Linked DNA regions of Homo sapiens: region 2 is linked to region 1. A link is a loop called in an ENCODE intact Hi-C map of the cell type or tissue named here. Cell type or tissue: natural killer cell. All regions are shown on one strand. Links, peaks and the distances in the headings refer to the core of each region. The heading gives the core; the rest is flanking DNA. Region 1 overlaps JAZF1-AS1 (JAZF1 antisense RNA 1). Region 2 overlaps JAZF1 (JAZF zinc finger 1).

The links. Peaks named below come from ENCODE experiments on the same cell type or tissue, not always from the same donor. Only the 100,000 strongest peaks of a DNase experiment are listed, where the experiment ranks them.
Region 2: it touches region 1 in a loop (9-fold over the local background); 2 of 110 quality-filtered maps call a loop at or near these places.

The regions. Positions count from the first base shown.
Region 1 is chr7:28,196,175-28,213,058 of GRCh38, forward strand. The region is part of intron 2 of JAZF1-AS1 (JAZF1 antisense RNA 1); the gene reads left to right. Among named protein-coding and RNA genes, the nearest start is that of JAZF1, 24 kb to the left of the region's middle. RefSeq lists an enhancer at 11,677-11,756. In natural killer cell, for the core only: no CTCF peak of the experiment used is centred there; a DNase peak (open chromatin) is centred at 7,847; H3K27ac peaks cover 1,507 bases.
Region 2 is chr7:28,149,913-28,161,690 of GRCh38, forward strand. All of the region lies in intron 1 of JAZF1 (JAZF zinc finger 1), which reads right to left. Among named protein-coding and RNA genes, the nearest start is that of JAZF1-AS1, 25 kb to the right of the region's middle. In natural killer cell, for the core only: no CTCF peak of the experiment used is centred there; a DNase peak (open chromatin) is centred at 2,179; H3K27ac peaks cover 2,689 bases.

The sequences.
Region 1 (16,884 bases), core at 5,538-9,537:
CTATAACCTCACCACCTTCTTAAATTTCCTGTTCTAGGTTTCTAGCGCACAAAACGAAAATCTCCTTCTAACATTTCTTCTTCACATACTTCTGGGAAAGAAGCACTATCTCTTTTTCTGAATGGTTTGATCCTGAACATGGAGTTAGTGCCTACTTTTTCCACAATGACTTTGGGTTTTTTTTTTAATTCTCTCTCAGCTTCCATCTGAACTTCAAGTCTGGCTGCTCTGGACCAGAGATTAGCAGTTCTCACACCCAGCAGCTAATTGCTCGTGTCAGAGAATGTTATTTATCTACTCTCCCCTGAAGTTTAGAGTAACATGCCTGCAAAATGCCAATAGGGCTTAGTATGGTTTCTTTATCTTCTTCCCCAAAGAATTTGATGTGGAAATGGATTTTCTATCTAGTGACAGTTCTCAAAATGTATTACAGTTCTGAAAAGTACATCATGAAAAGTAAGTCCCGCTTCCAATTCTGACCACTCCCTCCCCAGTGTGCCCCTTCCCAGAGGCAGTCACTATTACTCACTTTTTGTTTTGCCTTCCAGATACGTACAGGCCCATGTGTATGTCCCTTGTAACCAAGGGGTAGCATGATATTCACATTGTCTGAGACTTTAATGTGTTTCATTTAATAATACGTCATGGGGATCTTCCCGTATGAAAATGTGTAGGTGCTCTTCATTCTGTTAAATGGCTGCGTTGTATTCCATTATATGTGGAAGTACTTGTATTAGTTTCCTATTGTTTCCATAACAAACCATTGCGAATATTGTGGCTTAAAACAATACATATTTATTATCTTATGGTTCTGGAAGTGAGAAGTCCAAAATTGGTCTCACTGGGTGGAAATCGAGGTGTCCTCAGGAATGCATTCTTTCTGGAGGCTCTAGGGCAAAATCCATTTTCTTGCCTTTTCCAATGTCTAGAGGCTGCCCCCATTCCTTGGCTCATGGCCCCCATTCACCAATCCTATCGTTGTGACTTTTGTGTCTGTCATCACATCTCATTCTCTCTGGCTCTTACACTCCTCCCTTGTGATTACATTGGGCCCTCCTGGATCAACCAGGATAATAGTCTCCCCATGTCCAGATGCTTAATCAAGATCCAGCTGAAATGTCTCTTTTGCCATGGAAGGTATTCACAGATTCCCGGGATTAGGATGTGGACATCTTTGCAGGGGACACTATTCTGCCTACCACAGTATCCTGGTTTATTTTATCTGTTTCCTACATATGAGCTTTTAGATCATCTTTTATGACAAGCAGTGCTTCAGTGACTATCCTTCATTTTGCTTGAGGAACTCTGAATGCACAATATCACTAAACCATTTAGAAGGTAATATAATTTACTCTCTTATCTGTGATTGCTAGGATTGGATCCTTGACTTTAACAAAGACTCTGAGTCTCAGGAAGTGGTTTTATATTCATGGAACTGAAATAATTTATTTGGTTAAAAACCCAATACTCTAAAGCTGTGGCTACTTTAATTTAAATTTAGGTAATTCAAAATTAAATAAAATTAAATATTTAGTTTCTCAGTCACACTAGCCACATTTCAAGTGCCCAGTAGCTACATGTGGCTAGTGACTGCCACATTAGAAAATACAGATATAGAACAGTTCCTTCATTGCAAAAAAATTCCATTGTACAGTGTTGGTACAACGTGATCTTTTAATCCACTATCAAATTAGGACCAATCTGTTGCCTGGACTGCATTTAACTCATTCCTATAGAGTGAATGTTTATGTCCCCTAAAATTCATGTTTTGAAACTTGATCCCCCAGGTAGTAGTATTAGAAGGTAAGGCCTTTGGGAGGTGATTAGGTTATGAGGGCAGACCCTCATGAATGGAATTACTGACCTTATAAAAGAGACCCCGGAGAGCACCCTCACCCCTTCCTATCTCTATGTGAGGGCACAGTGAGAAGGAGCCATCTACAAACAAAGAAGTGGGTCTTCACATTCTGCTGATGTCTTGATCTTGGACTTCCCAGCCTCTAGAACTGTGAGAAATAAATATAAACGGTTGTTTACAAGCCACTCGGTCTTTGATATTCTGTTATTGCAGCCTGAATAGACTAAAACACCACTAATTCAATTAATATTTATTAAATGCCTACATCGTATGAAGCATTGCATCTCCTAGATACTCCAGGGATACAAGGACTTTTTTTTAAAGGATCCTGTCTCAGGTACATCACATATCAATGGAGGAAAACAGAAATGTTTTCTGGACTTGCCCCAGGAACACCAACCAACTATAACCAAGAAAATAACAAGTACGATAAGTTCCAAAAGAACTTAGAAGCACAAAAGAAGTACATATATTGTGTGAGTAATCCTGGAGGCAAGAATATATAAATTCTTTTCTGATCTTTAAAAATAGCTTGGTCATTGTCCATTGTTCTGATGCTTTTGAAATATTGAAATATTCATTGACATTTGATATGTAAATAATACAATGAATAAGATTTAAAGGCTTTTTTTTTTTTTGAGACAGTCTCTCACTGTTGCCCAGGCTGGAGTGCAGTGGTGCAATCTCCACTCACTGCAACCTCCGCCTCCCGAGTTCAAGCGATTCTCCTGCCTCCCAGCTAATTGTTTGTATTTTTAGTAGAGACGGGGTTTCACTACGTTGGCCAGGCTGGTCTTGAACTCCTGATCTTGTGATCTGCCCACCTCAGCCTCCCAAAGTGCTAGGATTACAGGCTTGAGCCACCGCGCCCGGCCTTAAATAAGGCTCTTAATAAGGCATTATAGAGAAGCAATTACAGCACAGATTCTGGAAAGGGACTGCACAGGGTTCAAATCTAGATTCTGCTGTTTACCAGCTATGTGACCCTGGGCATGTTACTTAACTCTTCCGGGCCTCACTTTTCTCATCTGTCAACTTGGCTCTTATCTCACAAAGTTGTTATGAAGATTAAAAGAGTTAATGTCTGTAAGTACTTAGGATGGGGCCTGGCACTTAGTACTAAGTGCCAGCCCTTATTATTTTCTAAACGTGAATAACTACAGTGCTGGAATTTGAGCAGCTCAGAATGAGTCTAAATGTTTCAATTGATTCTGAACTGACCATAGAGGAGTTGGTAGTTTGTGGAAGTACTCTAGGCTCTGAGCAGTCAGTGAGATAGGTGTGATGTATGTGTGGTTGTCTTGACTCAGGTCCAAGCTGCCCTCCCTAGACTCCTTGAGGGACAGTGACACTAAAGAAATTTGCAAGCAGAAGGCCTGAGTTTCCAGTTTCCTCTCTGACATTCACTGAGAGGGAATTCTGCACTCTCATAGTAGTTAGTTATGGCCCGGTCATTTGTAAATTTGGCCAAATACTACCTCCTCATGTTCTATGTGCTTCTTTTTTTCTTTTCTTTTCTTTTTTTCTTTTTTTTTTTTTTTTTGAGACAGAGTCTCTCTCTGTCGCCCGGCTCGATTGCGGTGCCGTGATCTCAGCTCACTGCAACCTCTGACTCCCTGGTTCAAGTTATTCTCCTGCCTCAGCCTCCCAAGTAGCTGGGATTACAGGCACGCACCACCATGCCCAGCTAATTTTTGTATTTTTAGTAGAGACAGGGTTTCACCATGTTGGCCAGGATGGTCCCCATCTCCTGACCTTGTGATCTGCCCCGCTCAGCCTCCCAAAGTGCTGGGATTACAGGTGTGAGCCACTGCACCCAGCCCCATGTGCTTATTTCTAAGTGAGATAAGTAATATGTCCTTTCATTGATTATGACGTCTCAATCTCTGAAAGATACCCCCTCGCTACAGCCTAGAAATTCAGGTTTCTATGCTGGTTACAATTGCATTCATTTCAGTTATATTTGCCTTTGGATTTCTCCAATATTCCCACTGCTTGGAGTCTGTCTTCCTATGGCATTTGTGTCTTTCTGCCCTTTAGATCATTTTTTGTAGCCTCTGCCTTTTTCTCTCACCTTTCAAGTGATGCTGGTACCCACCAGGATTGGTCTCACTAGATCATTAACAGAAACAATTAAAGGTTAGAAAACATTTAACAGATACAAAGCGCTATATAACTGTGAAATAATGCTTTGCACTATAAAATGCATATATCATTGCTTTTATTGCAATATGGGTTACCTGACTCATTTGTACCTACAAAGCCTACTTCTTAGGTACTAAATTCATCATGCAACATTTGGAAATATATATTATAAAAGCCATTTGTTGTACTGACTAACCACTTAGCACCTGCTTTTGAGTGTCTAGGGCTGTTGTTTATCTCCCTGCAACTGCCAACTTCGATCTTAAAGCCAAACTACAGAACTTTAGATTGTTTTCAACAGAGAAGACGTTGGAAAAAAAAAAGAGTAAGGAAGTAAAACACACCATGCTGCTTATATTTTCCTTAATGCAAATTAGCTAGAGTTCTTCAGAAAAACAGGAAAGATGAATCAATTTACAGGGGGTCCCACTACAGTCTGTACTTCTGCTCTGAGGCAGTTTTCAGGCACCTCACTTGCACGAGTCCTACAAGACCCTGTGTCTAATGCTGTATTCTTTTTCTTAAAGAGTTCCCCCATCAGACGTATTAGCATCAAGCACCACAAAACCTCATATCCTCTGTTGGTGCCATAGTAATTATCACATTTGGCCACTGGCAGCTGCAATGTCAGGGTGGTGGGGGCAGAGGGGTGTGTGTTCTGTGCCAAGTGTTGATCTCTGCTGTGCAGAAGATAGTGCCCTACTTGGTCCAATTGTACATGGAGTTGCTGACCCAGGGCCTAGGACACCATCTCTACTTTCATCAGGCAGCCCCTGTGGGCTGAGAACTCATTCCCTAAACTTCACTCCATATTTCTTCTTTAGAATCCTGCAGCTTTGAGAAGAGTGGCTCAAGTCAGTGAGAGAAGAGGCCATGTTTAGAAGCTATTCCTTTAATCCAGGGTTTCTCAACCTCAGTGCTACCGATATTTTGGGCACGATAATTATTTTTCTGGGGGGTTTCCTGTGTGTTACAGGATATTCAGCAGCATCTGTGGCTATTGTCCTGCTCCTGCCCCCCAAGCTGTGACAACCAAAATTGTCTTCAGGTAATGCCAAACGTCCCCTGGAGCAAAATCTCTATTCAAGAACTGGTGCTTAATCCAACATTCCAGTAAATACTCTCAGATGAAAACCCTCCTTTTCCCCTAAATAGCAAGATGCCCATCTGCTCATCTTGCTGCTCACAGGCAAGACTACTGCCACTCCAGTGCAGACAGGACTTCTGACTGGTTAATTCAACATCCAAAAGCCAATTAGTTCTTAACAGATGACATGATCTCATATGTAGAAAATCCCAAAGTACACACACACATACACACACACACACACACTCACACAATTATTAGAACTAATACACAAGTTCAACAAGATTACAGGATACAAGATCAATAAACAAAAATCAATTGTATTTCTACAATTGATTTGAATAATTGAACATGAAATTAAGAAAACAATTCCAATGAATAATTGAACATAAAATTAAGAAAACAATGCCATTTACAATAGCATCACAGGGAACAAAATGCTTAGAATAAATTTAACAAAAGAAGTACAAAACTTGGACATGGAAAGCTATAAAATAAAACATTATTGAAAGAAAGTAAAGAAGACCTAACTAAATGGAAAGACATTTCATTAGAAGATTTAATATTGTAAAAAGGTAAAACTCCCCAAACTGATGTACGGCAATACTCCCCAAATTTAACAGCATAATCCTTAGAGAAATCCCAGCTGCTATTTTTTTTTGGCAGGAATTGATAAACTGATCCTAAAATTCATATAGAAATTCAAAGAACCCAGAATAGTTGAAAAAAATCTTGAAACAGAAGAACAAACTTGGAGAACTTAAACTTTTCCATTTTAAAATGTAAGCTTACAATAATCAAGCCAGGATGGTACGGGTACAAAGATGGACAGACAGTAGTCAATGGAATAGAATTGAGAGTCCTCGGCCGGGTGCGGTGGCTCACGTCTATAATCCCAGCACTTTGGGAAGACAAGGTGGGTGGATCACCTGAGGTCGGGAGTTCAAGACCAGCCTGACCAACCAGGAGAAACCCTGTCTCTATTAAAAATACAAAATAAGCTGGGCGTGATGGCGCATGCCTGTAATCCCAGCTACTTGGGAGGCTGAGGAGGGAGGATCGCTTGAACCTGGGAGGTGGAGGTTGTGGTGAGCTCAGATCGCATCATTGCACTCCAGCCTGTGTAACAAGAGCGAAACTTCATCTCAAAAAAAAGGAAGAAGAATTGAGAGTCTTCTTGTATTTATGGTCAAATGACTTTTCAACAAGGGTGCCAAGAGAGTCAACGACGGATCTCTATAATAGTCTTATCAACAAATGTTGCTGGAACAGCGGGATACCTACGTGCAAAAGAATTAAGTTGGACCCCTACTTCACACCATATACAAATTTAACTTAAAATGTATTAAAGACCTAAATGTAAGAACCAAAAGTATGAAACTTGTAAAAGATAACATAGAAGTAAATAGTCATGATATAGGATTAGGCAATGGTTTATTAGATTTGACCCCAAAAGCACAAGCAACAAAACAAACAAAAGCAAATACATTGGACATCATTTAAATTAAAAATTTTATACTTCAAAGGACACCATCAAGAAAATAAAGACAATCCACAAAATGATGTAAAATGTTTGCAAATCATATATTTGACAAAGGACTTGTATCCAGAATACACAGAGATCACTTACAACTTAACAATTGAAAGATAATCCAGTTTTAAAAGAGACAAAGAATTTAAATAGATATTTCTCCAAAGAAGGTATACAAATGGCCAAAAAGCACATGAAAAGACGTTCAACGTCATTAGCTATCAGGAAAATGCAAATCAAAACCACAATAAGATACCACTTCACACCCGCTAGGATGGCCGTAATTAAAAAAACAAAAACAAAAACAAAAAATCTGGCAATAACAAATGTTGGCAAGGATGTGGAGAAATTGGGGTCCTCATACATTGCTGGTGGGGATGTAAAATGATGCAACCACTTTGGAAAACAGTTTAGCAGTTACCCAAAATGTTAAACATAGAGTTATAATGATCCCACAGTCCTATTTCTAGGTATTGAATTAAAATATGAGAATGAAATATGAGAAATATGAATGAGAGTTTGAAACACGTTTCTACAAACAAATGTTTATAGTAGCATTCTTCGTAATAGACACAAGTGGAAACAACACAAATGTCCATCAGCTGATGAATGGATAAATGCAATGTGCTATACTGGTATACCCATACAACGGAATTTTATTCAACAATAAAAAGGAATTCAGGGCTGATACATGCCACATCAAGGATGAACCTTGGAAACATGCTAAATGAAATAAGTCACATACAAACAACCACATTTTGTACAATTTCATTGAATGAACTGTCCAGAATTGGCAAATCTATAGAGACAGAAAGTAGATTAATGGTTGTCAGGGACTGGGGGACTGGGGGGATGGGGTAATGAAGAATGACTGCTAGTGGATATGGGGTTTCTTTTCGGAATGATAAAAATGTTATGGAAATAGTTAGTGGTGATGGTTGCACAATATTGTGAATATACTAGAAACCACTAAATTGTACATTTAAAAAATAAACTAGAAAAATGACAGAGCAATTGGAATGCAAAAAAATAAAAAAGTCAACCCTTGGCAGAAAAACAGGATTTCTATAAAAACCTCATCAGAGAGGGTCTTATGGAGAATAGAAGCTGGGGATGATGATAACCTAGCACCTCTTAGTAAGGGTTGGGGAAAATGCCTTTTCACCTTATCATACCAGCTGCACCAAGTATATCACAGGAAATGGCACTGCTGAAGGTCCCACCCTCTCCAACACCTCCCATGTTGTCTGGTCTATAAGTTAGTCTGATGAAACTTTAAGATCTCACAGGAGGGAGCCACTGATAAAACCCACAGGGAAAGGCCCAGAAAAAGACTTGCTTGCAAAGTATGATACACCAAGCGCCAGGAGCAATGGTGCAAGGATTACGTGCCTCCCTTATTCCCATAATGAAAATGAGGTTTCCGTCCAGGAACCGAACCCACAACTTACTCCTAGTTTTTACCCGTTGTAGAAATCTACTTCCTTTTAGGTTTGCCCCTTGCCAATTACATCAGAATCAGGACTGCCCTCTTTTGCAGTTTATTTTAAATAGAGAAAAAAAGAAGGTAAAAGAACAGTGCCAGGCACTGTCCAAGGCACTGGATAATACAACAATAAACAAAACAGAGCCAAATTCCTGCCCTTGTGGAACTTACATTCTAATCGCTTGATGCCAACCTTTTTTCCAGGAGCGTGACATGTTTTTTATTTAAATTCATGCCACATTGTTATGATATAGCTACTATTATAATACGCATTACCCATGAGGAAAACTGGTGGAAATAATAGTCTTATCAACAAATGGTGCTGGGACAACGGGAGGCCTCATTACACCTCTAAACTCACACTGTAAGGGGTGGGCCAAGATTTGAACCCAAGCAACTCACTCTAGGAGCTGACCACAGAACTGCTATGGCCACAGTTCCCAAACCAGGGTGCCCTAGAGGGCCACACAGAGGAAAGTCCTGCAGGATCTTTTACCTTTTGAGAGAAACACAGACCCATCTTTCAGGAACCACATTTACTACTACTATTCAGTTGTTTGGAATTAAACTAAAAAATAAAACCATTAGGTATTTCTTTTGACCTCGGGGTACTGTGAAATATTATGGAGATGCTAGAGGCACCATGAACTGAGAACACTTGGGAACTTCTTCACTATGCTATTGGCTATTTATATGTCTGGTACCTCCTCTAGACTGAGAACTCCTGAGAGCAGCCCGGCACACAGTAGGCACAACAGCAGTGTTTGTCGAATGAAAGAAGAATAGAATAGAAGTAAGAAGAGATTTATAAGGGAATTGGAGCTGAGATATGAGCAGCGGGGACAACAGAGATAAGAAATGGGAGAAGAGGGTGCAACATTTGAAGAATAAAAATTATGTGGGGAACATAATACAGCAAAAGGCAGTACAGTGAAATTGTTAAGTTGTTGCTCTCTGAAGCCAGACTACCTGACTTTCAATCCCAGCTCTACTACATACTAGCTCTGTAATCTTGGGCAAGTTATTTAATTGCCCTTGGCCTCAGTTTTCTCATCCATGACAGGGAGTTAGAGTTATTATGACTGGTTAAATGAGTCTACATGAATAGACTACTTGCAACACTGTCTAGCACACGGTAATTGTTTCATATGTATTGTTTGATATCATTATTAGTATTACTCAGGTTCTATTCAACCAGGTTTGTTTTTTCATAAATTTGAAGTCATTTGGACTCTAAGAGGATGGGACATCAGCCAAGCTGGTAGCAGCCAGGATGGCCCATTGTCCCCTTTAGCCTGGGACTGAGAGGTTTCCCTGGAGATGAGATTTTCATTGCTAAAACTGGGGAAAGTTTTGGGGAAACTGGGATGAGTTGGTCACCCTAGTGGCTGTCACCTCTAACTCCTGAAGGCTTAATTTAATTGTAGGCTTATTCCTAGCTCAGGAGAGGTCAATTCCTTGGAGGCCCAGAAGAGGCGACAGTGAAGCATTCAGGTTGTGATGTGTCTGAGCCCCATGAGGCAAGGAGTGTGCAATTTAAGGCAGTAAGGCATACATGATTTGATTTATGGCAACGTTCTAAGAACAGAGGAAAGGATCCGTCACTACCCACCTTCATAAGTGCACCAAGTTGCTCAAACACTTTATGTTTTTGAGAGTTTTCAGAGGAGGGGAAAAAGGGGAAATAATTGCTTTAATTAAATTTTATAGATAATTCAGATGACCTAAATATTATTGGACCATGTGAATGCATACACCAAAAAAGCCTTCCTCCACTCCTGTCATCTAGCCAGCCAGCTCTCTACACACAGAAACATCCTTCCAAGAGTTCTTTAGCCACATGCAAGAAAATACCAATATATATTCTTATTTTTACCTTGTTTCTGGCATTAGAGACCTTAAAGGTGGCTGCAAGCATTCTGATCACTACAGAGGCTATGCTTTAAGAAACATGCAGCCCAGAGTCAAGATCTAAAAGACTATTCCCCTTCTGAGTCCACTGACAAATTGAGGATTGGGACCTACAGAATTAAAGACAAGCCCCTAAGAGGCAGTGACTACATCAAGGCCCAGCTACCTGGCTGGCTACCTTCATAGAGGTCTCCTTTATCTCTTTACTCTCTTGCCTCCATAGAAGAACTGCAGTTTTTTACATATTCATTGTCAAGATTCACAACCACTTTTACATAGAATTGTTGGTGGTCATTTCATTTTTATTTCCTTTGTCATATTGCCCATTCAGGATGCTTGACACCTCTCTCCCCCTACGCCTACAAGTTAACCTCATGATCCCCTTTATCTCAGTTTCTAACTGGTGGTTTTTGTTTTGTCGACTAATTCTACCTTTAGGTACTTGAAACTCCTACCCCAAAAGTTATGTGGGATGGGGGAAAGATGCTGTAGGTGTGGGCTGGTTCACTCCAACATTTTGTCCAACCTCTGCCTTTGCCCTCGCGTGCCATTGCCCCACCCCTCTCTGCTTGCCATTCTTACGTCCTCTCTCTTTTTCTGTGTTTACTTCCTTCTCATATCTCAAACCTTCCACCTGAGTTCACTTACATTCTGACTGCTGTACCTTTAGAATTTCTTTGAATAAGGGACATCTAGTATTAAGTTGTGTTTTTCCTTTACAAATGTCTTTATTGCCTTCATTACTGAAAGTTATTGTCACTGAGAAATATATACAACTCTGCATTGGTAGCTATTATCTTTCAGAATAATGAAAATATCATTTCTGTTAAATGTATTTTAGACCTTATCACTTTACAGTCCAGGCATCTTAAGCTGTCTTCCATTTTTTCCCATCTTTTTTTTCGCCTCTTAGTGTATTCTGGATACATTTTTTTTTTCAGAGAGCGTCTCTGTTGCCCATTCTAGAGTGCATTGGCATGATCACGGCTCACTGCAACCTCGATCTCCCTGGCTTCAGTAATCCTCCCACTTCAGCCTCCCAAATAGCTGGACTATAGGCATGTGCCACCACACTAAGCTAATTTTTTTTTTTTTTAGTAGAGACTAGGTCTTGCTATGTTGCCTAGGCTGGTCTTGAACCCCTGAGCTCAAGTGATTCTCCCGCCTTGGCTTCCCAAAATGCTGTGATTACACTGAACCCATGGATACATTTTTCTGTATCTAATGCTACTGTTAAGCCCATCTATTGAGTTTTTAATTTGAGTTATTGTTTTCATTCCTAGACATTCTAGACATTTCTAAACATTTAGTTCTTTTTCAACTATGCTAGATCACCTTTTATATTTTCTATATCTGCAGAAATTTTTTCAAGCTTGTGTCTAATAATTCCAATACTTCAATTATTTGTGGGTCTGTTTCTACTTTCTATTGTTCCTGTTCTTGCTCATGATGCCTCATTTCCTGTGGTTGGTTATTTTTGGCTGTGTGCTTCTCATCACCTTAGAAAAGTTGTATGTGGGGGTTCTTTGAGGTCAAGGATAAAGGTGCCTCCTCTGTAGAGAATTTGTTTTTGTAGTTGCCGCATAAAAACTGTACTATTTAGCCTGGGATCACTTTAAATTCATGGCTTGAGGTTCTTGTGGACCACCCAGATGATGTAAATTTTAGGTAAAAATTTTTGTTAGAGCTAATTTGTAGTTAAAAAAAAAAAAAAATCTCAGGATGGGGATTTCCCTCTTGTTCAGCTCAGCATAAAGGCAACTTCCTTTGCATTCCCCTGGAGATGGTGTTGGTGTTGGTTATATTTCTGGTCTTGGGGTACCTTGAGTGCTTTGATTTATTTCCCTTCACCCCAACAAGTAGAATTTTGAAGTTGCTGGGACTGACAAATGATCTCAGGATAAAGATGGCTGCTGTGATCACTTATCTCTCTGGGTTCTCACTTTTGTTCAGATATCTTTTGTTATTTGTTGGATCTCCCTTGTCTTAAGGGCTAATTTAAAAATATTTTAGCCAGCATTTTAAATTGCTTTCAGTGGGAGGGTTGGTATGAATAACCTAGCTTGCCATTACCAAAAATAGCAGTACAATTTTTTAACAGCTGCATAATTTTCTATTGTATGCATATACCAGTGTTATTTAACCACTCTCCTATGATGGATATTTATGTTGTTTTTATGTTTTGTATTATAAATAATAGTGCAGCGAAAATTCTTCATCCACCATGTATGCATCACATATATATTACACACACACACACACACAGACACACACACACGCACACACAGGCACACACACATCTTTCTGTATGGTAAGTGTTGAGAAGTAGATTTCAGGATCAGATTTTATTATACATTTTTCTTTTGTTTTTTACTTTTGAGAGCTATTAACAAGCTACACTCCAACATACTAGCAATGTAGGAGAGCTTCACCACAGCCTCGAATTTGGGGGAAGGCAGATAGTTCTTAAAGCTATGTTCTCAAATGCATGCCATCTTGGCTTGTCTAGAAATTGTGGCCACGAGATTGTGATCAAGGTGGGGACCTTCCTGGGTAGGACCACAGCTGCTTTCAAAACCTACCATAAGATGAGTATTAATTGAGGGCTCAATCATATCCTCAAGCCCCATAGTATCTGGACTTAAAAAAAATATAGTAAGCCCATTAAGGTTATTGACCAAGTTGGAATTTAATACCAATGCTGGTCTTTCAAAGATACAGTGCAGAGAGACCTGAATGGCCTCTGAATTAGTGGGCTAGGGAACTACTTCTCCAAGAATGAAGTTGTCCACATAGCTCTGAAAGTTTTCTAGAAATTTTAGTCATGGAATAAGCTTTGTCTATTTTTAAAATGTGTGGATATTATTATTGATAAAGGCTCTAATCCAGGCAAAAGGAATAATTCTTAATCAATACCTACTGTAGGAGCTAAATTATATCACCCCCAGATTCTTTTTCTTTCTTTCTTTTTTTTTTTCTTTTGAGACAGAATTTTGCTCTTGTCCTCCAGGCTGGAATGCAGTGGCGAGATCTCAGCTCACTGCAACTTCCACCTCCCAGGTTCAAGCAATTCTCCTGTCTCAGCCTCCTGAGTAGCTGGAATTATAGGCACCCACCACCACACCTGGCTAATTTTTATATTTTTAGTAGAGACGGGGTTTCGCCATGTTGGCCAGGCTGGTCTTGATCTCCTGACCTCAGGTGATCTGCCTGCCTCAGGCTACCAAAGTGTTGGGTTTACAGGCATGAGCCTAATCCCCAATATCTCAGAAAGTGACTGTGTTCAGAGATAGTCTTTAAAGAGGTAATTCAGGTTAAATGAGGTTTCTGGAATGGGGCCTAATCCAATGTGACTGCTGTCCTTCTAAGAGAAGATTAGGACATAGATACACACAGAGGGAAGACCATGTGAAGACACAGGGAGAAGACAGCCGTCTGCAAACCAAGGGGAGAGGCTCCACAATAAATCGACCCTACTGCTAACATGATCTTGGACTTCCAGCCTCCAGATAAATTTCTGTTGTTTAACCCCCCCAGTCTGGGGTATTTGTTATGGCACCCCTGGCAAACAAAGAAAGTTAAGCATGGCTGAGGAATTGTTCATCCTATCTGATGTTAAACTGCCTAAAACTCTGAGTTAAAGAAAATATGGTGAGTGGAAACTTATTTCATAACTTACTTGCCTGCCTCTTCTCTACTTATTTTAATACAGTTCTTAAGGAGTCCATAGAGTGATTTATAGGTTGGTGCAAAAAGAATTACAGTTTTTGCCATTGAAAGCAAAACCAAAAACCACAATTACTTTTGCACCAACCGAATAATTTTGAGATGAATGAAAAAAATTTTTTTGAGACTTTCAGAACTGTGATATTTCATTATCCTTGCATTTTATGAAAGTAGTATGATATTAAATGACATGATGGACACATGACAACTAGAACTTTTTGAGTATGATTTTAAGATAGACAGGGCAGGACTTAATACTTCTCTGGGCACTGTGCTCCCTCATCATGGAAAGCAGAGTCCAGGTTGACCCTTGGTCCCTAGCACAGGTACACATTCAATACAAACCCCACACTGTACGACTGGCCATTTGAGTGGGATGGATTACACATGCTTCTTTTGAGGGAGGTGATCTGGGACCTGAATCCTTTCTCTAAAGGATTACTTAGAGACCAGCTCCTACACCTGTTAAGCTAAGATTTTGAACTTCTCACTGTGTCTCTTTCAGTAGATGAGGGTGGAATTTGGCCCAGAAGGCAGTGTCAGGAAGTGCATGCTGGGATGGTCCACAGAATACCTGTTTACCAGTGAGTTGAAGGGCTGCCCCTTTGGGCACAATTTGCAAACTGTTGACATATGTTTATGAATATAGAAAAATAAAATCTTTGCTTAATAAACTTATCTTTTATTTTACAGACTGCTTTTAAGAAAATATTTTGCCTTTTTTTGAAGACAATTTTTAAAAATCTTCATTTCATATTCTTCTGGCCAAAGGAATTTACTTTTGTTAAGCATGGGGAAAAAGCTCAGTGCTTGGGGGTCTTTCTCTTTCTATATTTTGAATTTAATGGCTTTCTGAGTCATATTCTGTTGGCATGTACTATAGATATCCATTCAAATTACTGAAGACCTGGGTGAAAATAATTTCTTGGTACACATGCCTAATTGTCATACCCATATTTCCCTAGAGCATATCACTGTTCTGAAACCATTAAGTGATTGTGCAAACTTAAATATAAAAGACAAACTTGAATAATAACAATCTTAAAAAAATTAAGATATTTATATTAGTTTTCATGCTGCTAATAAAGATATACTCAAGACTGGGTAATTTATAAAGAAAAGAGGTTTAACTGACTCACAGTTCTGCAGAGCTGGGGAGGCTTCAGGAAACTTACAACCATGGCAGAAGGGGAGGCAAACACATCCTTCTTCACATGGCAGCAGCAAAGAGAAGTGCAGAGTGAAGGCGGGGGAAAGCCCCTTATAAAACCATCACATCTCATGAGAACTCACTATCATGAGAATAGCATGGGGGAAATGCCCTCATGATTCAATTACCTCCCACCAGGTCCTGCCCATGACATGTGGAATTATAGGAACCACAATTCAAGATAAGATTTGTGTGGGGACACAGCCAAACCATATTATTATCAAACTTCAATAACTTTACTAAAAATAAAGAAAACACACCATAGCTAATTCCAAATAATTTGAGATTACTCTCAAACTTCCAATATTTTTTCAGATTATAACATAAACCTGAATTGGAAGTCTATAAAATTATTACAAATTGCAAAAACAATATGTTTTATTTTGAAATAGTTTCAAAATCACAGAAAAGTTGCAGGAACAGTTCAAAGAACTCCTATATGTACATCACTCAGAGATCCCATTCATTTCACTAATTGTCTGAATAATGTCCTTAGGGAAATGATCTAATACAGTGTCATGTGTGGCCTTTGGTTGTCATGCCTCTTCAGTCTCTTTCAATCCAGAACAATTCCATAGTCCTTCCTTGGCTTTCATGACTGTAAAATTTTAAAATCATGGGCAAGTTATTTTAGTAGAATGTTCCTCAATTTAGGGGACTTCAATGTTTCCTCATTATTAGAGCCAGGTTATGCATGCATTTTTGAGGGAATATTACAAAAGCAATCCCAAGTTCTTACATCCTGTCAGTTGGCACATGATTTCAATCTGGTGATGTTACATTTGATGTTATACTTGAGTAAGGTGGTTTCTGCCAGGTTACTTTACTAGAAAGTTATTCTTTTTCCTTTATAATGAATGTCTTTTGTGGAAACATACTTTGAGACTATGTAAATATTTCATTTGTCTTCTAACTCTTGCCCACAAATGTTAGCATTCATTGATGTTTCTTGCCTGAATCAGTTATTACTATGATCATTGCCAAATGGTGATTTTCTATTATTTCTTCTACATTTAATAGCTAGCATCTGCTAAAAAGAGGAACTTTCTCTTTTTTCCATTTATTTATTAGTTTGTTTAAATATGATTGGACTCAATGATACTTTATTCAGTGTGTTAATGGTTCAACTGGCTTCAAACTGGCTTCTATGTCCTTTTGACATGCCCCCATCATTTTTGAGTACGTCATTACTTCCTGACATTAAGTTATTGTTTAGACTGGACGCAGTGGCTCACGCCGGTAATCCTAGCACTTTGGGAAGCCCAGGTGGGCAGATTGTTTGAGCTCGGGAGTTTGAGACCAGCCTGAGCAACGTGGCGAGACCCCATCTCCACACACACACACAAAAAATATAAAAATTAACTGGATGTGGTGGTGCCCACCTGTAGTCCCAGCTACTCGGGAGGCTGAGGTGGGAGGATGGCTTGAGCCTGGGAGACAAAGGTTGCAGTGAGCTGAGATTGCACCACTGCACTCCAGCCTGGGCAACAGAGAGCCAGACCCTGTCTCAATAATAATAATAATAATAATAATATGTTATTTTTCAGACTCAAAAAAAGCAGAAGCAAATTGTGCTTTTGCTGCACCAGCCCTGAAATCTGTCTTTCTTTTTTTCTAAGATCTCTTCTGTTAGTGGAAAATGGTTTCTAGAAATCTGTAAGCTATGTAGGCTTACTGCTATTGGCCTATTGCTGCTTCCAGGATCTCTCAGTGGACAGAACAAGGACAGAACATTGAAACATCTAGATTCATTTTTATATCTATCTAATTATATATATATATATAAGTTTATAGCAGTTCCTCCACTTCAATTCAAACACAATCGTTTCACCTTTTCATATTTAAAATTCTCTTATCAGGCAGCAAAGGAACCCGGCTGCATAATCCTCAATATACAGTTATCCCTTCATATCCATGGGGAGATTGGTTT
Region 2 (11,778 bases), core at 446-4,445, 51 kb before region 1:
GGCAGGAGCCTCAGCAGTGACCACTAGAGCAAACACAGCGCCCACGTAATCTGCAAGAAGGTTTTACCTTCCTCTATTCCCTTGCCAGGAGCACCCTGACAAACATTACCTGGCTTCTTTGAAGATAGGTTTTCTGAAGAGGATTCCATTTCCTTCAGGAACTTTCTAGGGGAGGCAGTCAGAGGACTGAGTAACTGAAATGAGTGTTACTATAAGGAGGACAGGATCATCTTGCCCGGTGGGGAGGCAGGTCCAGAAAGCTTCGGGGGGCAGGGTACTGCTTCAGGGAATTTTGACAGAATCTGTCATCTTGTCAAAGGTGGGCATTCAAGGAAGTAGAAACAGGGTGAGCAAAGATGTGCTGGGAGGACTCAGGGAATTGCCAATAATTTGGCACAGATGGCCTGCAAAAGAATTGCTTCCAGACTTTTGGATTTCACAAAGCAGGCCATGAAAGAAAAGTAATGCCCATGGAAGAGTCCAGAAAACAAAGATATTGACTATCATTATCTTCATTTTGTAAAAGAAACAACAGTTTAGTGCACACATTCATCAAAAGGCATCACCTTCGAATAAAGGCCACAAATGCCGCCGTATCTAACTTGAAGAAACAGTCATGACAGCGTGTCTATGTTTTTTTCTCATTGCATGAGGACCGGTGGGAACACTGTCATGGGGCCAGCCCTGGTCTGCACATTTGGGCATGATGACTACAGGGCACAGGAAGGGGCTTTCCTCTCCTAAGAGGCCACACAACTTGCCCAAGCCTCACACGGGGGAGACATTAGGAAGCACTCAGGTGGGGTCTGAAGGGAAGCCTGTGTGTCCACCTGCTTCTCATGCTACAGGCCACTTCGCCTCCAGGCCCATGCTGATGGCCTGACAACTGAAGGAGACTGGCTCTTGAGGTCCAAAACTCCACCAGTCATTTAAGTGTCTGCAGGCAGCATGTGAAGTATAGTCATCAAGTATTTTAGATAAAAATGTGCTCATTCGATAGGTAACGCCATTAAAAATTTCATGCATGAAGAATTTGTAACTAGAAGTGAAAAAGTTTTAAGTTATAAGGCAAATGGAAAAGCACAATACAAATTATACATAATAATTAATAATGTAAATAAAGACTGAAAGGAAAGGCATCCAAATGTTAACAGCAGTAGCTCTTGGGAGGGGGGATTTTCGATATATATATATATATATTTTTTTTTTGAGACGGAGTTTCACTCTGTTGCCCAGGCTGGAGTGCAGTGGTGCGATCTCAGCTCACTGCAACCTCCACCTCCCGGGTTCAAGTGATTCTCCTGCCCCAGCCTCCCAAGTAGCTGGGATTACAGGCACATGCCACCACACTCGGCTAATTTTTTGTATTTTTAGTACAGACAAGGTTTCACCATGTTGCCCAGGCTGGTCTTAAACTCCTGACCACAAGTGATCTGCCCGCCTTGGCCTCCCAAAGTGCTGGGATTACAGGCATAAGCCACCATACCTGGCTTGGAGGGGGAATTTTAAAAATGCTTTTCTATGTCTTATAAATGTACTATAATTTATTTTCATGTTTTCCTTTATTTTCTATATTTTCTACAATACTTTCAAAAACAAAGGATGAGGCCAGGCACGGTGGCTCATGTCTGTAATCCCAGCACTTTGGGAGGCCAAGGCAGATGGATCACTTGAGGTCAGGAGTTTGAGACCAGCCTGACCAACATGGTGAAACCCTGTCTCTACTAAAAAAATACAAAGTTAGCCGGGCATGATGGCGCATGCCTGTAATCCCAGCTACTTGGGAGGCTGAGGCTTGAACCCGGGAGGCGGAGGTTGCAGTGAGCCGAGATCATGCCATTGCACTCCAGCCTGGACAAAAAGAGTGAAATTCCATCTCAAAAAAAAAACACAGAGGATAAAATCTTTTAATTTTTAAAAGTTTGAGTCAAAACTAATGTTTTTAAAAAACCTGCATTATCCAATTGTCATAAATTGCCACAATTCACTCTACTAGTGAAAAAACAAAAAAGAATTGTGGCTCATGTTGACATATACTTAATAATTATTTTTCTTTCTACTTTAGTATATCTATCTCATTAGCATTTTATTTTTAGATTTCCCAAATCAAACCAGCAGCTTCATGTCTTTACGTAGTTTCGTCCTCACATGATGATGTGAGAGTTTCGATTTGACTTAATTATGTCACTATGCAGAGGAAATTTAGCTAGGTCTGTTGATGAATCAGAAGTTCTCTTATATAAAACAACAACAACTACTACTACAGGTCAGCTAATGATATAGATGGTTTTTAAAGGAAATGAATCAGCTTTCATGGTTTCATGACAGGGTTGCTAAAACTTTGCTCTATACGATTTTCCCATATTTGGCTACATCTCTTCAACAACTTCACAAGTATTCATCTGAATACCTAAAAGTCCTGTATTTGGAATAAATCAAAAGGCTTGACTTACTACTCATGAAACCCTGAATCTAATTCCCTGGCCAGGGTATAAGTAAGCTGGCCCTCTGACCCACTCCATCTCCCAGTTACCCCACTGTGCTACTGAGCACACCTTTTCCTCTCCCAAACTCTACTGCATTTCTTCTAATACTCAATGCTTCATCTATGCCAGGCATTGGATTAGTTTTTTCTATCTCCCATTGACTCAGAAAAGGGAAAAGAAAAATCAAAGGCCATATAAGTAATAACAAATGAATCCTGACTTACTATTCCTTTGTAAAAGAAAAAGATAAAAATTAAAAATTCGACTCAGGAAATACAAGAATAGTAAGTAAATACAGCGAGTTAATGAAGAATTACAGATAAGAAAGTAGTGATTGAAGAATGAGTTATGCAGAGGCGAAATTCAGCTAGGTCTATTGACACAGGACAGGAAAAGGAAGAAGGTAGGAGGTTTGAAAAGGGGACACTGCAAAAAATGGCAGTGGAAAAAGTACAAGAAAGATACAGAGATAACCCAATACAGATACACAGAAATACATTTGAATTTTACAACTTTTTCATAACTATTATGATTACATGTTTTTGAAAACAGTGTAAATTGGTGTTGCATTTTCACAAAGCCGTATTATATAGTTTCTTAGTTTCTAGGGAGAATTTTTAAAATTTATAAATCATGTAAAAGGTTTGTTGAGCAGTCTAGGTAATTTCCAACTTCCAGAGACCAATGTCCAGTTCATTATAATTTCTCCCTCGAATCAGCACCTCCACTATGGCCCTATGAGCAGTGTGGGGCCACTAGTACTCTCCAAGGGTACACTACTTGGTTTGCTCATCTTGGAGCATACAGTTCTTAACACTGTCAGCCAGGAAGTGGGCTCTCAGAAAATGTTTGCTGAAATAAAACTAATGAAATGTAAGCATCAGGCTCTTTGCGAATGATAAAAAGCATCACACTTCCACTAAAAAAAAAAATTAGCAACAATGTATTTTATAAATTTATTTTCCTAAAGTCTATATTTAGAATATGATTATTCAAAAAAGTGAGTAACTTCTATTGGGGAAATTTTCATTAATAACCAGATTGCAGGTTTTTCCCAACTATAATAAAAAGGCAAAGACCAAAACAAAACCAAACAAAAAAAGGATTGTTCAGTTCTAGATGACGATACCAGGAAATTCTACCTGAGGCAAACCTATCCCATAGCCATCTCCATTCTAACTGTCTCACTCTCTGCAGCCATACTGAACAAACCTATTCCCTCTTTCTTGACAGCCCTCCTCATATCTGGAACTATGTTCTCTTCACCAAGCTAAGCATTACCAGTCCCTCTTCTCTTCCTCATTCATGGCTTCCAGAGCCTTCATTTCTTGATAGCCTTTCTACAGAGACTTATTTCATTGAATATGACAATCAGAATTGATGTGGTCTGGCAATGACCACGGTGGGGTTACCACTCACCATACCCAGAAATCCATACCTCTATTAGGGGTGCTTTGGGATGTCTGCAGCTCAGAACTGTTTGCAAAACATGTATCCTCTCCTGCCCTCCACCTACCTGCCCCTCTACCCCCTCCCCCTGGAACAATTATCATGAGACTCTAAGAGAAGTCCCTATCAAAACTTCACTATGAAAAATCCAGGGAGAACACTGGGAAATGCCAAGAATTCTCAGTCCCTGGGTACTTTCATAATGGGATGAAGAGGTACACATGAAGATGGCCCCTAACAAAGCCTCCCCGAAGTTTTGGGGACTGCTGTCCTCCTTGACTGACCCCCTCCCATCCCAACCCATGAGGGTAACTGGCTTATATGACTATTTAAGAAAGAATCTGCAAAGCGCAGATGAGCTTTTGCTACAATCCCACAAGTTGATCCCATAATCTAAGCTGTCCAGCAACAGAATAGACCTGAAATAAGCTGATGTGAAATAAGCCCTTAGTGATCACAATGTTCAAGCATGGCAGAGGGCCACTGTCAGGGTCCCTACAGAAGTCTCCAATGGGTAGAGCAGATGGGTTTGAGACCACTAATGACTCTTCTAGTACTTAAGATATGATCATTATACAGCCTCTTCAAGATCCTCTGGTCAAACTTAACCTCATATCCAATAGTCTGATGTTCTGGAGTGAGTGCAGGACTCAAACATTTATTCAACAATCAACCAACTAACTAACCAAACCACATTTACTGAATGTCTCTTGAATGCCAACCATTGTGCCATACAGGTGAAAAAGGAATTCCACTCACATTCTCTGGCCAATGGGATCCTTTATTTTTCTGCTTGATCTTATTAATCTATCACTGAGCAACCTTAGGCTGCTGCTGACAATTAATACTAAATAATTATTTATGATTCCCTATTCCTACCTTTTATTAATTATGGTACTTAATTTCTCAGTTTCAAAATTTCTGTAACATCATTGATTATAAATATATTCTATTTCCTACTAAGATGATGCCTACAATATTGAAAAAAAAAGGGGGCTCTCAATGATAGAAGGAAAAAATGGCCTTTTCTCCTAAAAACAATTATATTCAAAATAGACAAAACATACTAGGGAGAGAAAAAGGCAAAACATTAAAAAAAAAGAAAAGTAAAAGCTTAGAAGTAGATACAGTAAGATATTTGCAATTGCTATCTGCCCTTGCTCACTAAAACTAAAAATAAAATTGGCTTGCGGTTTACTAAATTTGGTTGCAAGTACTTTTCCCCACCAAACCACTCTGCAATCACATCAGTCACTAATGAAAATGATTGGGAGGGGGGATGGAAAGGAGGCTGCAGTAAAAACACACTGTATATTTTCTGGAACATATGATGAAACAGAAGGTTTCACTTCTTGTTTCAACCATTTTAGCACCTTCTCCTTTTACTCAATTTCAGGGCATGAAAGAGACTGGGCAGTTGTGCAGAATATGAGGAGAACTCATTTTGAGAGAAGATTAAAACCTGGCCCACTAATAAACTATCTTCAGTTACTGTACACATCAGTCAAACCAAATAATTCACTCTCAGTTTAACTCATTCTACAGGGCTCTGGAATAATACATCACTCTTCTGATAGAGGCACAAGTCCATTAATTACCAAACTGTGCTGCCACAGAGTTATACGGTCTTCATTCTTCCCCTATAAAGTGTGTTTTAGTTTTCGAGGCAAGAGGAGAAATTCAGAGGGGAAATGAGTAATTTAGGAACCTTTTACAGCTCTCTGGCCTGCACTAAGTAATCCTTTCTTCCCTTTCAGAGTTAATCATCAAAGGTACTGAACACAGTATGGAGGGCCTGGCCACCCATGCCCATTCAGCAACTACAACCTCCACCTAAATTCAGAATTATCATACAAGAAATGACCCATGCAGAAGAGACCAAGAGAAACAACCACATCTAGGCTGTGACAGCACAGAATGTATGTGTGTGTCTGTGTGTGTGTGCACGCGCACATGGGAAGTATAGGAACCAAATACCTGGGTCCAAATTCTAACCCTGCTTCTTCCTGGGAAGATGATCTTGTGCAAATTAACCTCACAATGCCTCTGCTTTTTGATCTGGAAAATTATCTTAAGGGTATAAGGGTACCTACCTGATAAGGTGTCTATGAGGTTACATAAGCTAATGTAGGTAATGTCCAAATCACAGTAGCTGGTATGTACATATACATACACCCTTGATAGATACCTTATTCATTCAATCCAAATTGCCACTCACTCCAGCACACTGGTATCTCTGGCTGCCAAGAGTTATGCAACAACATACTTAAACACCAAATCATCTAAATCATTTGGGTGGAACCATCGATCCTTAACCAGGCTTGTGAAAGGTTCTCTTGGCTCTGTTTACTTTGGACAGGCATCAAGCGTCTGTTTTCCTCAGAATCTGAAAGTCACTGGGTCAAGGCTGTAGAGGCCCCTTTTCACACAGAGGAACCAGTCAAGGACTGAGATTGCTCTGTGTGGTGGTGGTGGTCACCTGGCCAATTGCATGGGGAGTCACTTCGTGGCTTTGGCAGAGTCTGCCACTGTCTGCTAGAATAAATGTGGAGCCAAAATATGATTTGTCTATTTTGACTTGTGTACATTTTCTGAGTACAAGAGACTATTGATAAGAAGTTTAGGTAAGTGGAGAAAATGTTTGTTGATTCCCCAGAAAGCACAAAATGTTCATTCAGTGAAGAGAGAAGACCATTCGCTCATTATAGTTATGAATTAACGCTACATCTTCTACAGCAGAGGTTCCCAAGAGTGTATTGAAATTACCTGGGAATTTGTTGAAACACAAATTGCTGGGTCTCAGCCCCATAGTTTCTGATTTCGTAGGTGTGGGGCAAGAGGACACAGTGTTGAGAATCTGCACATCTAATACAATAATCCAGAAAATACTGCTGCTGCTTGTCCAGAGACCACTCTTGGAGACCACTGCTCTATAAGCAAGAGTACGTCACCAAGAAATTTAAATTCAGATCCTAGAACTAGAACACTACCAAGCAAGGGGGGAAATCATTCTTATGAGACAGTCATTGAATGAATGCATGAATCAAAGGGCAGATAAATACCTTCTCTTCCATCATATGCTACATTTCCCATATTTGTTTATACCGGACTCCATACTACGTATAAATAAAGACAGTCTTCAATATCCATTAAGATGACCTTCGATATCCTTCAACCAACCACAGTGGATTCTGAAAGCATACATACATGTGCATGCACACAGCCCCTGTGGTGGTCTGCTCAATGTAACTCAATCTCCTCTCTCCTTCCTTTTAATAGCAGAACCTCCAGAGTGTCTGCTGGGCAAATGGCTGCCCAGCTGCAGACTGATCTCCTCAGCACCCCCACAGCTAGGTGTGCCCACTAAGTCCCTCTTCCCACAGGCTGATAAGCAGACAAAGTGAGAGGAGGCTGGCCTCAAGCACTGAGTCAGGACCACAGCCTAGAGTAGAAGGTGGCAAAGTTCCTTTGTAAAGAGCCAGACAGTGAATATTTTTGGCTTTGTGGGCCCTATCAGCTCTATCACAATTATTCAACTCTGCCATTGCAGCACAAAAGCAGTCACAGACGGTATAAAAATAAGGAGTATGACTGTGTTCCAATAAAACTTTATTTATGGACGTGAAATCTGAGTTGCAAATAATTTTCACATTTTTTCCAACCATTTAAAAATGTAAAAGCTATTCTTAGTATGCGGGCTGTACAAAAACAGGAGACAGGCCAAATCTGTCCCAAGGGCAGCAATTTGCCAACCCCTGCCCGATGGGAAGATGACACAAGACAGAAGGAACCCATCCTTAGACAGCTTCGTGGAGGAGACATACTATCCACCCTGAACCACAGTCTACTTCCATTCGTGACAGAGACAGCTTTTATCTTCTTTTAAACAATTGATTTCAGGGTCCCTGTTAATGAAGCTTAGCATGTAATGCTAACTCATGCACCTACATACACAAAATCACATTTTGGTGTGACACGGTTTGAGTTTAGTACTGTTCAAAATGAACAAAAAATTAAGGAATGGAAGAGTCCCCTTTATTTTTTTTTAATCCCCGATGTAAGCTTAAATTCCCCATGGTCTCCTCCTAAGTTTCTCAAGTAGCAGAACTGATAGGAATAAACACTCATGTTGGTTCCTGCAGCAGGGATTGCCCAATGTCTATTCTCTCTTTATCTCTGCATAACAGAACCCTGCACAATGTGCCCTGCAGGGGGAATTATACTTCTCGACCTCTCAAAACTTGGTTGAGGGCAGGCACTCTGGGCCTAGGGAGAAAGGAGACCACATTGAAAACACGCGCGCACACACACACACACACAAACACACACACACACACACAGAGAGAGAGAGAGAGAGGGAGAGAGAGAGAGAGAGAGATACTTCCTAATGCTGCCTGGGCCTCACCCAAAACCCATGGTCCATAGGGGACTGACAGGAGATAAAAAGGCAAGGAGGGGTAGCCAACGTAATGGAGGCAGTAGTTATTGGTGGGGCTTTCCAGTAAGCCCTTTTGGCCTTCCTGCCCTTCCTTCTGGAAGCCTAGAAATCAGGAGTGCTAACGAAAGGGGAAGAGAACGGCAGAGACTCCAGCTGGCACAAACATCCTGGACCACTGAAGACAGCAACAGGTGAATTCCAGAATTCTTGACTTAAGCTGCTGTGTCAGGTGTCTGTTACTAGTAGCCAATGCAATTCCAATTCCCATAAGCCCCAAATTAGATCCTATTTCCACAACCGAATAAAGGTAGCACCCACATCAACGCAATGCACAGCTCTGAGATGGAGAGAATTCTCAGATATAAAGGAGCAACAATACATGGGGCTAAGATGCGGGTCTCATAGGGTGACTCTGGGAAAGCCAGTTTTTTTGCCTAAGTCCTCTCACCATCAGTTTACCCAAATAACTTCTGACTGGTCCTCTGTAGAAGCAGTCCTATCTTTGATTGCCATTGAGAATTCAATCTGATATGGACATAGACTGGGCTTAATGATGTCGAGCATTTGAATGAATGTCAAGAAAATGAGCTGCTCATTTTGGCTCTCCACTCATGGCTTTAGGCCTTGGACCAGCCTTCCCTGACTGAAAGCCAGTCAGTAGGTCAGAACATCCTATGTGCCAGCCACTGTCCTGGGCCCTGGGAACTGCAGTGCACTTGGCTTTGAGTCCCTGCCCTTAAGGAGCTCACAAGCTGATGAGGGGAGAGAGACGCTGAACAAACAAATACATAAAGACAATTTCGATAGAGGAAAGTTTTATGAAAAGACATAACGGGGTAATGCAATAGCAAAATAGGCAGGAAGGTGGGCTCCTAACTCAGCTGACATGGAGAGAGAAAGCCTCCGAATAGATGAGACTTAGATGCTGAGGGGATATTCATAGGAAAACCCAGGGAAGTAACTGGGAGTGGGGTTGATGGGAACTCCCTGTACTACTTTTGCAACTTTTCAGTAAGTCTAAAATTATTCTAAAAATTAAATTCATTTTTAATATAACAAATTTTTTAAAATCTAAAGAGAAACCCAAGCAGAAGAAACAAGAGCAAAGATCTTGAGACATGAACAACACTGGCCAACTCAGGAGAGGAGGACCGTGAGTGGGTGCAGCACAGGAGCAGAGAGGAAGGCGGGAGGTGGGACCTTCGAGGGGGCGTGGGCAGGAGGTGTTGAGACCGTAAGCCCTGGGAAGGTGTCTGGGTTTTCTTTTGTTGGAATGGAGAGCCTTGTCAGCACAGTGGCTTGACATGATTGACATTTTGAAGGATCACTCTTGCCGCTGTGGAGGACGAGCTCTAGGGTGGTGGAGAAAGTAGAGGCAGGGAGGCCCAGGAGGAGGCTGCAGCACTGGGAGATGGGGCTTCAGTCGCAGTCTTCAGCCTCCTTACCAACTGCAGGAAGAATCAGTTTTACCTAGTAAAGTTCATTCTTCCTGGTGTACACATAGCCTATTATACTGTAGACTGCATAAAAACGGGGAGTCTAGATTCTCATACTTCACTCCTGGTGCCTGAACAATTTTTTAAAATATTCACCCAAGCCCTGATACCCCTTATAAGCGAAACCATAATTACGAAATAAAGTGCTTTGAATTAAAAAGTTGTTTTAGGTTAGATTGTGATAGTTTAAAAATGGCTACTTCATGAGTTTGATTTGCTTATAATAGCAAAAAAGCAGAACTTAACAGAATGATGGGGTGATACTGCCCTCCAGGTGGTGAAAATCGGTTCTGGGTGGGGTACGGAATCTCACTCTAAGTGTAAAGCACAGATTACATATAGGACATCAACAGATGCACAGTTTATCTGTGGTATTAAAATCTCATGAGGAGGGATGGGAATAGGAAAAAAATGTCAAAAAAGGCTCCAGGATATGGGGGTACATAGTGAAAAAAGAGTTGAGAAACGTGAATTTGCATAAACACCCCAAATATAGCATAACCCAGGCAGAACTCCGCTGTCACTCTCTCCCCTCACCCTGTTCTACCTTTCTTTCCAGCCCTTACCACTACCTAATATGACATACTTTTGTTTCTTTGTTGTCTACCTGTGTCCCCCATCTAGAATGTAGGCTCCATGAGGGCAAGGGCTTTGCTTGTGGCTGCACCCCCAGCACTTACAGAAGGGCCTGGCACACGGTAGGCGAGGCTTGTTTTGTGAAGGGAGGCTGTTGGGTGAGATGTCCTCAAAGGTTCCTTCTGCTGCAAACTCTAAGATTCTCAGATGCCCTCGCAGCATTGTCAGCCACAAAACATCGTTTTAGTTCCATCCCAGGAGGCCATTCCTTGCATACCAAAACCATCTCATCAGAAGGTGGCCCCACTTATGATCTCCACCAGCTGTGTTTTAGGAAGGTCACGATATATTTATCGAAACAGCTCCATAGTCAGAAACTTCAGCATGACAGTACCTCATGCTGCATCAGGTGATCATGAAAAGATTACAGGCTTTCTAAAATTATCAGCAAGATATGGACCTTTATGGCTTGCATTCAGCTTCTAATTGTCAAGAAGGAGGTAGTAAATCATTTGGAAGTTTGTTTTTGGTTTGGTTGGAGAGAAAAGTTCTTGAGCTATTAGGTATAGAACCACAGCATTTTTTGACCTGAAAGAAACCTCAGAAATCATCCATTCCTGCATTAGAATGTAGCTGTGGATCTCAACGTCTAAGTCTGAACTCTGGTTATGTTCTAGTAAGTGACAATGAACAGATTATTTAAGCACTCTGTAGCTCAGCTTCCTCGTTTGTAAATTGGGAATAATAATAGATGCACCCCATAGATGAATTAATTCATGTAAGGCTGTCGAAACAATAATAATATGTAGCACAATTCAGGCATTCAACAAATATTAGCCATTATCATTATAACCAGCCTTTTGGTTTTTACTTTTTTTAACTTGAAAAATCCTTTAATCTAAAAAAAAAAAAAAAAAAAAAAAAGTCTACTCAAAAGCCCTGTAGGTAGAGGATGAAAACTACTAGGAAGTCCTACAGAAACCCTAGAGCCCCAAGAACACTCCTAGAAAACCAGTGATTAAGCCCAAAGCACACATTTTATTCCCCAAGAAATGGAGGCTACAGGTTGAAGTGACTAGTCAAGGTCACAGAGAACTCCAGTTTCAACTACTGGCCCTCTTGCACTCTACGTTACCAGGTGCCTCCTTGTTATTAAGGAAGTACAGAACATGTGCTAATGGGGGCTTTGCTGCTGTCACAGGAATGAGTGTCAGGAGTGACTTTCAGAAACTGCATGTGATCTTCACAGAGAATCATGGAGGTCCCCATGGCAAAGTGAAAAGCAATAAGTCCCTCTGGGGCTTCCCTGCCAGATGGTTATACAGCCTCTGCT